Regions from separate parts of the Homo sapiens genome. Here region 2 is linked to region 1. A link is an interaction called in ENCODE POLR2A ChIA-PET data of the cell type or tissue named here. Cell type or tissue: endothelial cell of umbilical vein. All regions are shown on one strand. Each heading gives the region's core, and the rest is flanking DNA. Links, peaks and the distances in the headings are about the cores only.

The links. Peaks named below come from ENCODE experiments on the same cell type or tissue, not always from the same donor. Only the 100,000 strongest peaks of a DNase experiment are listed, where the experiment ranks them.
Region 2: POLR2A ChIA-PET joins it to region 1 with 6 read pairs; 3 of 35 experiments call an interaction of 5 or more read pairs at or near these places.

The regions. Positions count from the first base shown.
Region 1 is chr19:44,623,118-44,628,488 of GRCh38, reverse strand. IGSF23 (immunoglobulin superfamily member 23) reads right to left here. Exons shown (of 5, transcript NM_001205280.2): 2 at 4,517-4,782; 3 at 916-1,069. Among named protein-coding and RNA genes, the nearest start is that of IGSF23, 12 kb to the right of the region's middle. In endothelial cell of umbilical vein, for the core only: no CTCF peak of the experiment used is centred there; a DNase peak (open chromatin) is centred at 2,258; H3K27ac peaks cover 2,337 bases.
Region 2 is chr19:44,527,697-44,533,067 of GRCh38, reverse strand. It overlaps CEACAM20 (CEA cell adhesion molecule 20), which reads left to right and starts at 3,393. Exons shown (of 12, transcript NM_001102597.3): 1 at 3,393-3,610. The coding sequence starts at 3,559. In endothelial cell of umbilical vein, for the core only: no CTCF peak of the experiment used is centred there; no DNase peak of the experiment used is centred there.

The sequences.
Region 1 (5,371 bases), core at 156-5,155:
GGTGTGAGCCACTACACCTGGCCCATCCAATATACTATCTATATTTCACTCATTCATTGTGTTTCTTGATGGTGTCCCCGACCAGGATGCAAGTTCCATGAGGGCAGGGTCTTTCTGCTGTTTCTTCCCTCGGTATCCTCAGTGCCTGGCACAGAGCGGTCACTGCAGATATGTGTAGAGAGGACGAACATAGTACTTACCACATTCCAGGCACTGCTTTAAGTTTCTTAGAAATATTCACTCACTGGACGGGTGCAGTGGCTCATGCCTGTAATCCCAAAACTTTGGGAAGCTGAGGTAGGCAGATCATGAGGTCAGGAGTTTGAGATCAGCCTGACCAACATGGCGAAACCCTGTCTCTGCTAAATATACAAAAATTAGCCAGGCGTGGTGGTATGCACCTGTAATCCCAGCTACTCAGGAGGCTGAGGCAGGAGAACTGCTTGAACCTGGCAAGCAGAGGTTGCAGTGAGCCGAGATCGCACCACTGCACTCCGGCCTGGGCAACAGAACAAGACTCCATCTCAAAAAAAAAAAAAAAGAAAAAGAAAAATTCACTCACAACAACCCAACCCAACAACCCAGAGAGTCAGATGCTATTATTATCATCCCCATTTTGCAGATGGGCAAACTGAGGCACAGAGAAGGGGAGTGGCTTGCCCACAGCCTCACTGCTAGTAAGTTACAGAGCTGGGACTTGAAGCCAGACAGCCCAGCTCTAGTGTCCTCTTCTATCTCTTTGTTGCTGTGATCCCATTTTGGAAACCAGTGAGTCAGATGGGCTCCTCAGGAGTCGCTATCACCCTCCCTGATGGGGGTGTTGGTTTCATCTCTGTTTCCTTGTTGAGCCAGCTCTGTGCCCCATGGGGGCTGAGTGGATGTTGCCCAGTGGACGGGGGTGAGGGATAGAGGTACCTTAGGCTCTGGATGATGATGAAACACATGCCTGCAATCAGTGCCCCGGCTCCCAGGATCCCAGCCGCAAGGAGCCCGATGGCAGAGCCTCCTGACAGGGACAGAGTGGGGTCTGGCTCCATGGGCTCTGCTTCTGTGGGCTGCATGATGGGTTCTGGGGACCAAGGAGGGGTGAGATTGGAGGAGCCATCTGCCCGCCCTCCCTGTGCACCCCTCCCTCCTGCCATTCCCCCTCCCAAGTGTCTCTTCAATCCATCCTTCTCTTCCATCCTCCAGGTCTCTGGCCCCCTCTCCTCCCTGCTCTCCTGCCCTAGTCCAGCACCCATCCACCTTCCTACCACATGGAAGCCAGGAGGATCTTTCTAAAGCTCACACCTGACCCTGTTCCTCCCCTGCTCAGAACCCTGCTGTGGCTTCCCAGCACCCTGGGGCAGAAGTCAGTTTCTCACCTTAGCCTTCGAGGCCCTGCCACCTGGCCAGCCTCATCTCTCTCATTGCCCTGCCTTTATAGCCATGCAACCCTGGACTCCACTCAATTTTCCAAGCTCATCCCTTTCTTTCTCTCTTGCCTCCAGGCCTGTCCATGCTGCACTGTCTCTCTGGAATGCCATCTCTCTCTCTTGGCTTGCATAATTCCTTTTTTTTTTTTTTTTGAGACAGAGTCTCCCTCTGTCACCAGGCTGGAGTGCAGTGGCACAATCTTAGCTCACTACAACCTCCACCTCCTGGGTTCCAGTAATTCTTGTGTCTCAGCCTCCCTGGTAGCTGGGATTACAGGCACATGCCACCATTCCCAGCTAAATTTTGTATTTTTAGTAGAGATGGGGTTTCACCATCTTCTTCACCATCTACTTCACCATGTTGGCCAGCGTGGTCTCAAACTCCTAGCCTCAAGTGACCCACCCGCCTCAACCTCCCAAAGTGCTGAGATTACAGGAATGAGCCACTGTACCTGGCCAGCTAAGCATAATTCTCAGCTCAGGTGTCCCTTCTTCCAGGAAGCCCTCCTTAACTCCTAGGCTGAGTCTCATAGCTCTCTGGGCTCCCCCATCCCAGCCCTGCCCACTCTGGTGATCACTGTCTGTGGACACTGGACTGTAAGTCTTGTGAAGGCAGGGCTGCAGCTGTCTTGGTCACCAGAGTGTTCCCAGCTGTGTGGGCTGGCCACACAGCAAGTGCTCATAAACATTTCCTGGGCAGTTGATGAATGAGCAAAGGAGGTCTTGGAAGTATTGTCCTTCTCACTGAATATCAGGGTCACTAGGTGATATAAGATTTACATTTTTTCCCCCAGTGCATCAGCCCTGAAGCTCCCACTGGACCCTGGCCAGGGAGGTGAGGTGGTTCTCTGGGACCCAGCCAAGCTGAGATTCCCATCACGCATTCCATTTCCATGTCCCAGCTCTGAACCTTGACTCATGCATTCTTTCCTACCCCAAATACCCTCCCTCTCTTCTCTCCTGGCCAGTTCCTCTGCATACCTCTAGTTCACTCCAAGCCATGGTAGTCCATTTTCATACTGCTATGAAGAAATACCTGAGACTGGGTACTTTATTAAAAAAAAGGAGGTTTAATGGACTCCCAGTTCCACATGGCTGGGGAGGCCTCACAATCATGGCAGAAGGTGAAGGAGGAGCAAGGCATGTCTTACATGGCGGCAGGCAAGAGAATGTGTGCAGGGGAACTGCCTTTTGTAAAACCATCAGAACTCGTGAGACTTATTGACTATCACGAGAACAGCATGGGAAAAACTTGACCCCATGATTCAGTTACCTCCTACCGGGTCCCTCTCATGACACATGGGGATTATGAGAGCTACAATTCAGGATGAGATTTGGGTGGGGACACAGCCAAACCATATCACCATGTGTCCCTCCATGAATAACACACTAAAAACAATATTCACCATAACAGCTGCTATTCAAGGCACCTGCTGCCTGACAGTTGTTCTGCCAAACTCAGTCACCCCTTGTTTTCGTTCCTTATAACAACCCTGAAGAGGTATATAGGATTACCTCCATTATACACATGAGGAAACTGGGGCTCAGAGAGGGGAAGTCACTTGCGCTAAGTTACCCAGCCAGGAAGGCACGGGAACAGGGACTGAACTGAGTTTTGACCAGGTCCCAAACCACTTCTCTGATCTCAACAACTTGCTGTCATTTTGATTGCCACCTAGGGCTCCATATACCGACTGTATATGGTAATAGCTACAATTAATAATGACAATGCTAATTGCAACAGTGTTATTGGCTCACGGTTATTGAGCACTCATTAGTGTTCGATAGTGCTAGACATTATTGTTTTAAGCTATTCACCGGCTTATCTCATTGAATGCTCACAACTACACACTGGGGTAGGCACTATTATCTTCCCAGTGTTATAGATGAGGAAACTGAGGCACAGAGAAGTCAAGGCACTGGCTCAGAGTCACACAGCCAGGGATTCAAATTCCAAAGCCATTGCTTTGAACCACTCCTTAGATGATGACAATGGTGATTTTTTTTTTGAGACAGTCATCCTCTGTCACTCAGGCTGGTGTGCAGTGGTGCGATTACAGCTCACTGTAGCCTTAAACTCCTGGGCTCAAGTGATCCTCCCATTGCAGCTGGGACTACAGGTGGCATTACCATGCCTGATTAAATTTTTAGTTTTTTTTTTTTTTTTTTTTTTTGGTAGAGACAGGGTCTCACTATGTTGTCCAGGTTGGTCTCTAACTCCTGGGCTCAAGTGATCCTCCTGCCTCAGCCTCCCAAAGTGCTGGGGTTACAGGTGTGAGCCACTGCACCTGGCCCACTCCTTAGATTTTGATCTGCATTTTTTGTAGGTATGTGCTGAGACTCAGAGAGGCAAAGAGGCTTCCCATGTTCATGTAACAAGCAAATGGTTGGAGCCAAGGACCCAGGTAGCCTGGTCCAGATCCTAAGCTGGGCTTTCATCATAGTTAACCTCTTTGAGCCTCAGCCTGTCATCTGAAAATGGCCTAATTGGCTGGGCGAGGTGGCTCATGTCTGTAATCCCAGTAGTTTGGGAGGCCAAGGTGGGTGGATCACTCGAGCCCAGGAGTTCGAGACCAGCCTGGACAACACAGTGAAACCCCGTCTCTCCTAAAAATACAAAAATAGGCCAGATGTGGTGGTGCATGCCTGTAATCCCAGCTACTCAGGAGGCTGAGGCATGAGAATCACTTGAACCTGGGAGGCAGAGGTTGCAGTGAGTTGAGATCACAGCACTGTACTCCAGCCTGGGTGACCGAGCAAGACTCTATCAAAAAAAAAAAAAAGAAGAAGAAGAAGTAGAAGAAGGAGAAGGAGAAGAAGAAGGAAGAAGAAGGAGGAGGAGGAGGAGGAAAAGAAGGAGAAGAAAGAAAAAGAAGAAGAAAGAAAAGAAGAAGAAGAGGAAAGAAGAAAGAAGAAGAAAGTGGCCTAATAATCCACAGTCCGCCAGGTGGATGGAACATTGGAATGACATTTTGCCTATAAAGGGTCTCACAGGGGACTGCTCATAGTAGGTGGCTTAATGGAATCATAGAGGCTGCCACAGGCTGGAGAGGGTGCAGGGCTCTTGGGTGGGGTGGGGTGGGGTGGAATGGGGGACTCACTTGGCAGCGAGATGGTTACAGGCTCAGAGACCAGCTGTTTCTTGCTGTTTGTGGCTATGCACATGTAGGTGCCCAGCTGCTCACAGGACAACCGTCGGATGAACAGCTTCTCTCCCATCCCACAGGGCACCCCACTGAAGGTCCAGCTCAGCACAGGCTCAGGGTCCATTGTCACCACCCACTGCAGGATCACAGAATAGTTGAGCTCACTCTGGATGACTCCCCGGATAGCAGCTGGGAATGTCTTCAGTGGCATTAGTTGGAGGCTGTCTGTGCAAACAGGGAACAAGGCCACAAGAGTGGAGTCCACTCAGAAAAGCTGGGCATTTCTTCTGCCCACCATAGAGACATCCATTCTTTCATGTGTTCATTCATTCATTAATTCACCCATGAATGTGTTTGAAGAGCCTGGTCTGTGCCCAGTGCCCCCAGTCCAACCCCTTGCCCTTCCCACTTCCAACGGCCAGCACCTGCATCCCGTTGCCTGAGGACTTTCACTGGTGGCCAAAGCCTACTCTGCCCATGGAGGCAGCAGGCTGGAAGTGCTGGGGAATGAGCACATCAGGGAGCAGCCCTCCACAATGCCAGGACACGTTGGTATATAAATTCCCCAGCTCCCTCTCTGCTATGTGGGATAACTCTGCAGAGTCATTCCACACCAGGGCCTGAGTTCCCCAATGGGACTGTGCTCCAGTTGCCCATGGTAACCAGCTTGGGAACACAGCTTTTATTATTTCCTGCCTTCTCTGCCTAACTTCCCCACTCTCGAGTTCCTTGCACCTCCCAAACAGACTATCTGTCCTTGAATCCTCGCCTCTGGATCTGGGTGAACCAAATCTAGGACTCTAAGGCTCT
Region 2 (5,371 bases), core at 173-5,172, 95 kb after region 1:
CAGGGCAGAGGTGGTGGGGAGGGAAGCTGGCTTAGGAGAAGGTGGGTGGTCAGAAGGTTCAGACATTCTGGGAAGAACGAGGTGGGTGGCAGAGGCCTTGAATGCTGGGCTGGTCTGGGTCAGGCGCCTTCAGTACAGGGACCCATAGAGTCTGAAGGCGTGGCGGGGTGATGTGGCCACATTGGTGTTCATTGATCTGGGTGTACAGAAAGGTGTGGCTGGGGAATAGCGAAGGGCCCTTGGAAAAAGGCACACGCACATGGAGGTTGAGGGCCAGGGCCTGAGATGTCCTGTGACTTTATCCAAGTCATCTCACCTCTGTGAGCTTCAGTGTTTTTAACTATGGGATGGAATAATCATATTCCTTACCCCACTCTTTTTTTTTTCTCCTTCCTTTCTTCCTTCCTTCCTTCCCTCCCTCCCTCCTTTCTTTCTTTTCTTTCTTTCTTTCTTTCTTTCTTTCTTTCTTTCTTTCTTTCTTTCTTTCTTTCTTTCTTTCTTTTCTTTCTTTCTTCCTTTCTTTCCTTTCTTTCCTTTCTTTCCTTTCTTTCTCTTTCTTTCTTTCTTTTTCTTTTTTTTTTTTCAGAGTCTTGCTCCATCACCCAGGCTGGAGTGCAGCGGTGCGATCATGGCTCACTGCAGCCTCGAACTCCCAGACCCAAGCAATCCTCCCTCTTCAGCCTCCTGAGTAGCTGCAACCACAGATACGCACCACTATGCCTATTTTTTTTTATTTTAATTTTTTTGTAGAGAGGGGTGCCCAGGCTGGTCTCAAACTCCTGGGCTCAAGCAATCATCCCACCTTGGCCTCCCAAAGTGTTGGATTTATGGGCATGAGCCACTGCACCTGGCCTCGTCTGATGGTCTCATTACCTGCTATGTCCCCAGCACCTAGAACAGGCACAGTAGACACTCACGAAATATATGTTGAGTGGCTCTCGGTCAGTTCGGGCTGCTAGAACAGACCACAGAATGGGTGATTTGTAAAGAACAGAAAGCTATTTCATGCAGTTCTGGAGGCTGGAAGGCCTATATGAGGGTGGTAGCTTTGTCAGGTTCTGGTGGGGGCTCTCTTCTTGGGTGACAGACTGCTGTCTTCTTGTTGCATTCCCCACGTGGTGGAAAGTGAACAAGAGAGCTCTCTGAGGTCCCTTTTATAAGAGCACTAATCCCATTGGGAGGGACCTGATTACCTCCCAAAGTTTCTGCCTCCTAAAACCATCACGTGCAGGATCAGGATTTCTTCAACATCTGAATGACAGAGAGACAAACATTCAGTCCACAGCAGTAACAGAGTGAATGAATGCGTACCCCCTCACAGGGCTGCAGTGAGATTATGATGCAGGGCAGTCATGACATCCAGTGGGAATTCACATTTGTTGATGGCTTACGCTGTGCCAGGCATTGCTCTGAGCACTTTCCTGGCACTCACTCATTCGATCCTCACAACCGTCTTGTGCGGGGAGTCTGTGATTTCTCCCAGTCTGCAGATGGAGCACACGGAAGCATGCAAGGGTGACAAATTTTTCCCAATGAACCATGGCTGGGATGTAAAGGACTGTCTTGCCAGCCCAGGCAGCCAGCTAGCCTAGTGCTTGTAAATGGTGCCACAAGCAAGGGTGACAGATGGCCTGGCACACTGAGGTCAAGTGCTCATAACCACAGAGCTTCCTAGGAGACAAAAGCATCATCATCTACTCTGCTTTATTTTATTTTAATTGAGATGGGGTCTCACTATGTTGCCCAGGCTGGTCTTGAACTCCTGGGCTCAAGTGATCCTCCCACCTTAGCCTCCCAAAGTGCTGGGATTACAGATGTGAGCCAGTGTGCCTGGGCATCATCTCCATTTTAGAGCTGAGGAAAGTAGTCCCTAGAGAGGGGAGCTGACCTGCTGAGGCCACCCAGTTAGCAAGTCGGGGAGTCAGGATTTGAACCCATGCACTCTGGCTCCAGAGCCAGCTGGCTCGGCCTTATGCTTTATCAGGGCAGATACTTTGTGACTGCCTGTAGCAGGAGCAAGACGGAAGCAGGGCAGCAAAACGAGGCAGCTGAGTGAGTCACGATCTCTTTCTTGCAATGCCAAGCTGCCCCTCATACCCTAAGTAACAGTTCCAGAGTTTTCTAAGCCGCCTGTTGAATCATCCATCCTCTCTCACTTCCTCTATTCTAGACCCACCTGACCTTCCTTCTGTGCCCCAATTTCAAAAACTTTTCACATGCTGCTCCCCCTGGCTCACCCCTATGTTGTTCAGGTCTCAGCTACCATGTCCCCTCTTCCAGGAAGCTCTCCCTGATCCTGAAGCTGAGCCAGGCGCCCCCTTTGAATTCCTCCATCCCAGCCCTGCCCACTCTGGGTTGTCACTGTCTGGGGACAGTTCTGTCTCCCCCACTGGACTGTGAGCCTCTGTGAGAACAGGGTTGGGGCTGTCTTAGTCAGAGCTGTGTCCCCAGTACCACCAGGAGCAGGGGTCAGCATAGGAGAGAATTCAGGACTGGGCGCGACGGCTCACGTCTGTAATCCCAGCACTTCGGGAGGCTGAGGCGGGCGGATTGCTTGAGCTCATGAGTTGAAGACCAGCCTGGGCTACGTGGTGAAATTCCGTCTCTACTAAAAATACAAAAATTAGCTGGGTGTGGAGGCGCACGCCTGTAGTTGCAGCTACTAGGCAGGCTGAGGCAGGAGAATTACTTGAGCCTGGGAGGTGGAGGTTGCAGGGAGGGGAAATCATGCCACTGCACTCCAGCCTGGGCAACAGAGCAAGACTCCATCTCAAAAAAAAAAAAAAGGAAGAGAATTCAGGAAGTATTTGTTAAATTAATGGATGGATACATGGATTAATGATAGTTCCCTCAGCTGGTCGGTTCTGTTAAATCTTCTGGGTCTAGGTCTATACACTGTCAAAGACCACCAGCTTGTCTTGTCATAGAGATTTTTTTTTAAGTAACTTTTATATATGGAACCTTTACTATGTTCTCGAAGTTTCAGCTCAGATGTCCACTCCTCCAGGAGGCCCTCCCTGCCCCTTCTCCCAAGACCACGTCAGGCTCCTCCTGGAGGTCCCCCAGTCCTGCTCAGTCTGAGATTCCTGCCGGTCTGACTCCAGAGCTTTTGTTTATGACCAGGATCTATATCACAAGCATGATTCCGGCTCATTTAATATTTATTGGCTGCTTATAATGAACTTGGCACTGGGACTGGTTATTAAGCTCTCGGGGACAAGGAGCTGGTCATTGTTGTTTTTTATTATCATTGCTATTGACTATCGTAATCGCAGTTCCCGGTCTCCAGGGTTCCTGGACTTCCCGCTCTTTGTGCTGGGCAGGGAAGGAAAGTGAGCCCTGGGGGTAGAGGGCAGAGGTGGGGTCAAAGTTACTTTCCTGCCACCACCCCTGTCTGTCCTGGGAGCTGCAGTTACTGCAGTGTGTGTGTGAGTTTGTAGCAGGGTGGGAGAGGAGAGAAGGGAGGTGGAGGGGCTGCACCTGGAGTGAGGACTGTATCTGTGTGTGCAAGCCGGGGCGACAGACGGCCTGGCACACTGAAGTCAGGTGCCGGGACCCATGGGGCCTGCTGACTCATGGGGACACCACTGGATGGGAATCCTGCTTTCAGGTGAGTGCCCTGCTTCCTTCAGATGCGGGAGGAGGGAGGTTGTATGCATCTATTTGTCAGCGGTGTGTGTGTGTGTGTGTGTGTGTGTGTGTGTGTGTGTGTGCACTCGAGGAAAAAGAGATGGAGGCAGAGAAAAAAAATAGAGACACAGAGACAGAGACAGAAATAAAGACAGATACAGATATAAAGATAGGGCCAGGCGTGGTGGCTCACATCTGTAATCCCAGCACTTTGGGAGGCCGAGGTGGGTGGATCACTTGAGGCCAGGAGTTTGAGACCAGCCTGGCCAGCATGGCAAACCCCCGTCTCTACTAAAAATACAAAAATTAGCTGGGTGTGGTGGTACACTCCTATAGTCCCAGCTATTTGGGAGGCTGAGGTAGGAGAATCACTTGAACCTTGAACTCGGAGGTGGAAGCTGCAGTGAGCTGAGATGACACCATAGCACTCTAGTTTGAGTGACACAGCAAGACCCTGTCTCAAAAAAAAAAAAAAAAAAAAGAAAGAAAGAGAGAAATACAGAAATAAACATAGATACAAAAGAGATAGAAGGAGACATAAACAGAGACCAGAGACAGAGAGACAAAGATATATGTATATTTGTCAGTGGTGTGTGTGTGTGTGTGTATACTTGAGGAAAGAGTGACAGAGGCAGAGAGAGAAACAGACACAGAGAGACAGAGACAGAAAAAAATACAGATGCAAGAGACTGACAGAAGGAGACATAAACAGAGACCAGAGACAAGAGAGAAAGACAAAGATGTGTGTTTGTGTGTCTGTGTACACAGAGAAAGAGAGAGAGACAGAGAAAGATGGAGTCACAGCCACAGAACCAGAGACCCAGGGAGAAAGAGAGAGAAATACAGGGAGAAGAGATACGCACAGAGACAGAGACAAAGGGTGAAAAAATAACCTTAGAAATGATACCAGTGGGGCCCAGGCACAGTGGCTCACGCCTGTAATCCCAGCACTTTGGGGGGCCAAGGCGGGTGGATCACGCAGTCAGGAGTTCAAGACCAGCCTAGCCAAGATGGTGAAACCGTCTCTACTAAAAATACGAAAATTAGCTGAGTGTGGTGGCGGGCACCTGTAATCCCAGCTACTCGGGAGGCTGAGGCAGATAATTGCTTGAACCTGGGAGGCAGAAGTTGCAGTGAACCGAGATTGTGCCATTACACTCCAGCCTGTGTGACAGAGTAAGACTCTGTCAAAAAAAAGAAAAAGAAGAAAGAAAGAGGGAAAGGGAGAGAGAGAAAGAAAGGAAAGAAAGAAAGGAAAGAAAGAAAGGAAAGAAAGAAAAGAAAGAAAGAAAAGAAAGAAAGAGATACCAGTGGGAAAAACAGGAAGGGGCAGAAAGAGAGGGAGACAGAGGACAAAGAGACAGGGAAAGAACTGGGTAAATACACAGCCAGAAATAGATTCAGAAACGCGGGGAGAGAGTTGGAGTATCACAGAGATTCAGACAAGCAGATGAGAGACAGGTGGAGGGAGGCTGTGCCAGCCCTGAGCGGCCAGGTCCACGGATCAGGATGGGGATGGATGTGAAATTTCTGCCTAGAAGGCATCTGAGACAAAAGGCAGAAACTAGAATATTTTGATGAAAAAAGTATTTTGGAAGTGAAGACATGATTTTGCAACAGGTCATGTGCAGAGGTGAGGGCTCAGCCCAGCCTTGCTGTGTGTCCCTGAGACCAGCTTCTCCTTCTCTGGGCCGGCGCTTCCTGGCTAACCCTGGAAGGGTGCAGGGGCTCTGTAGTCCTG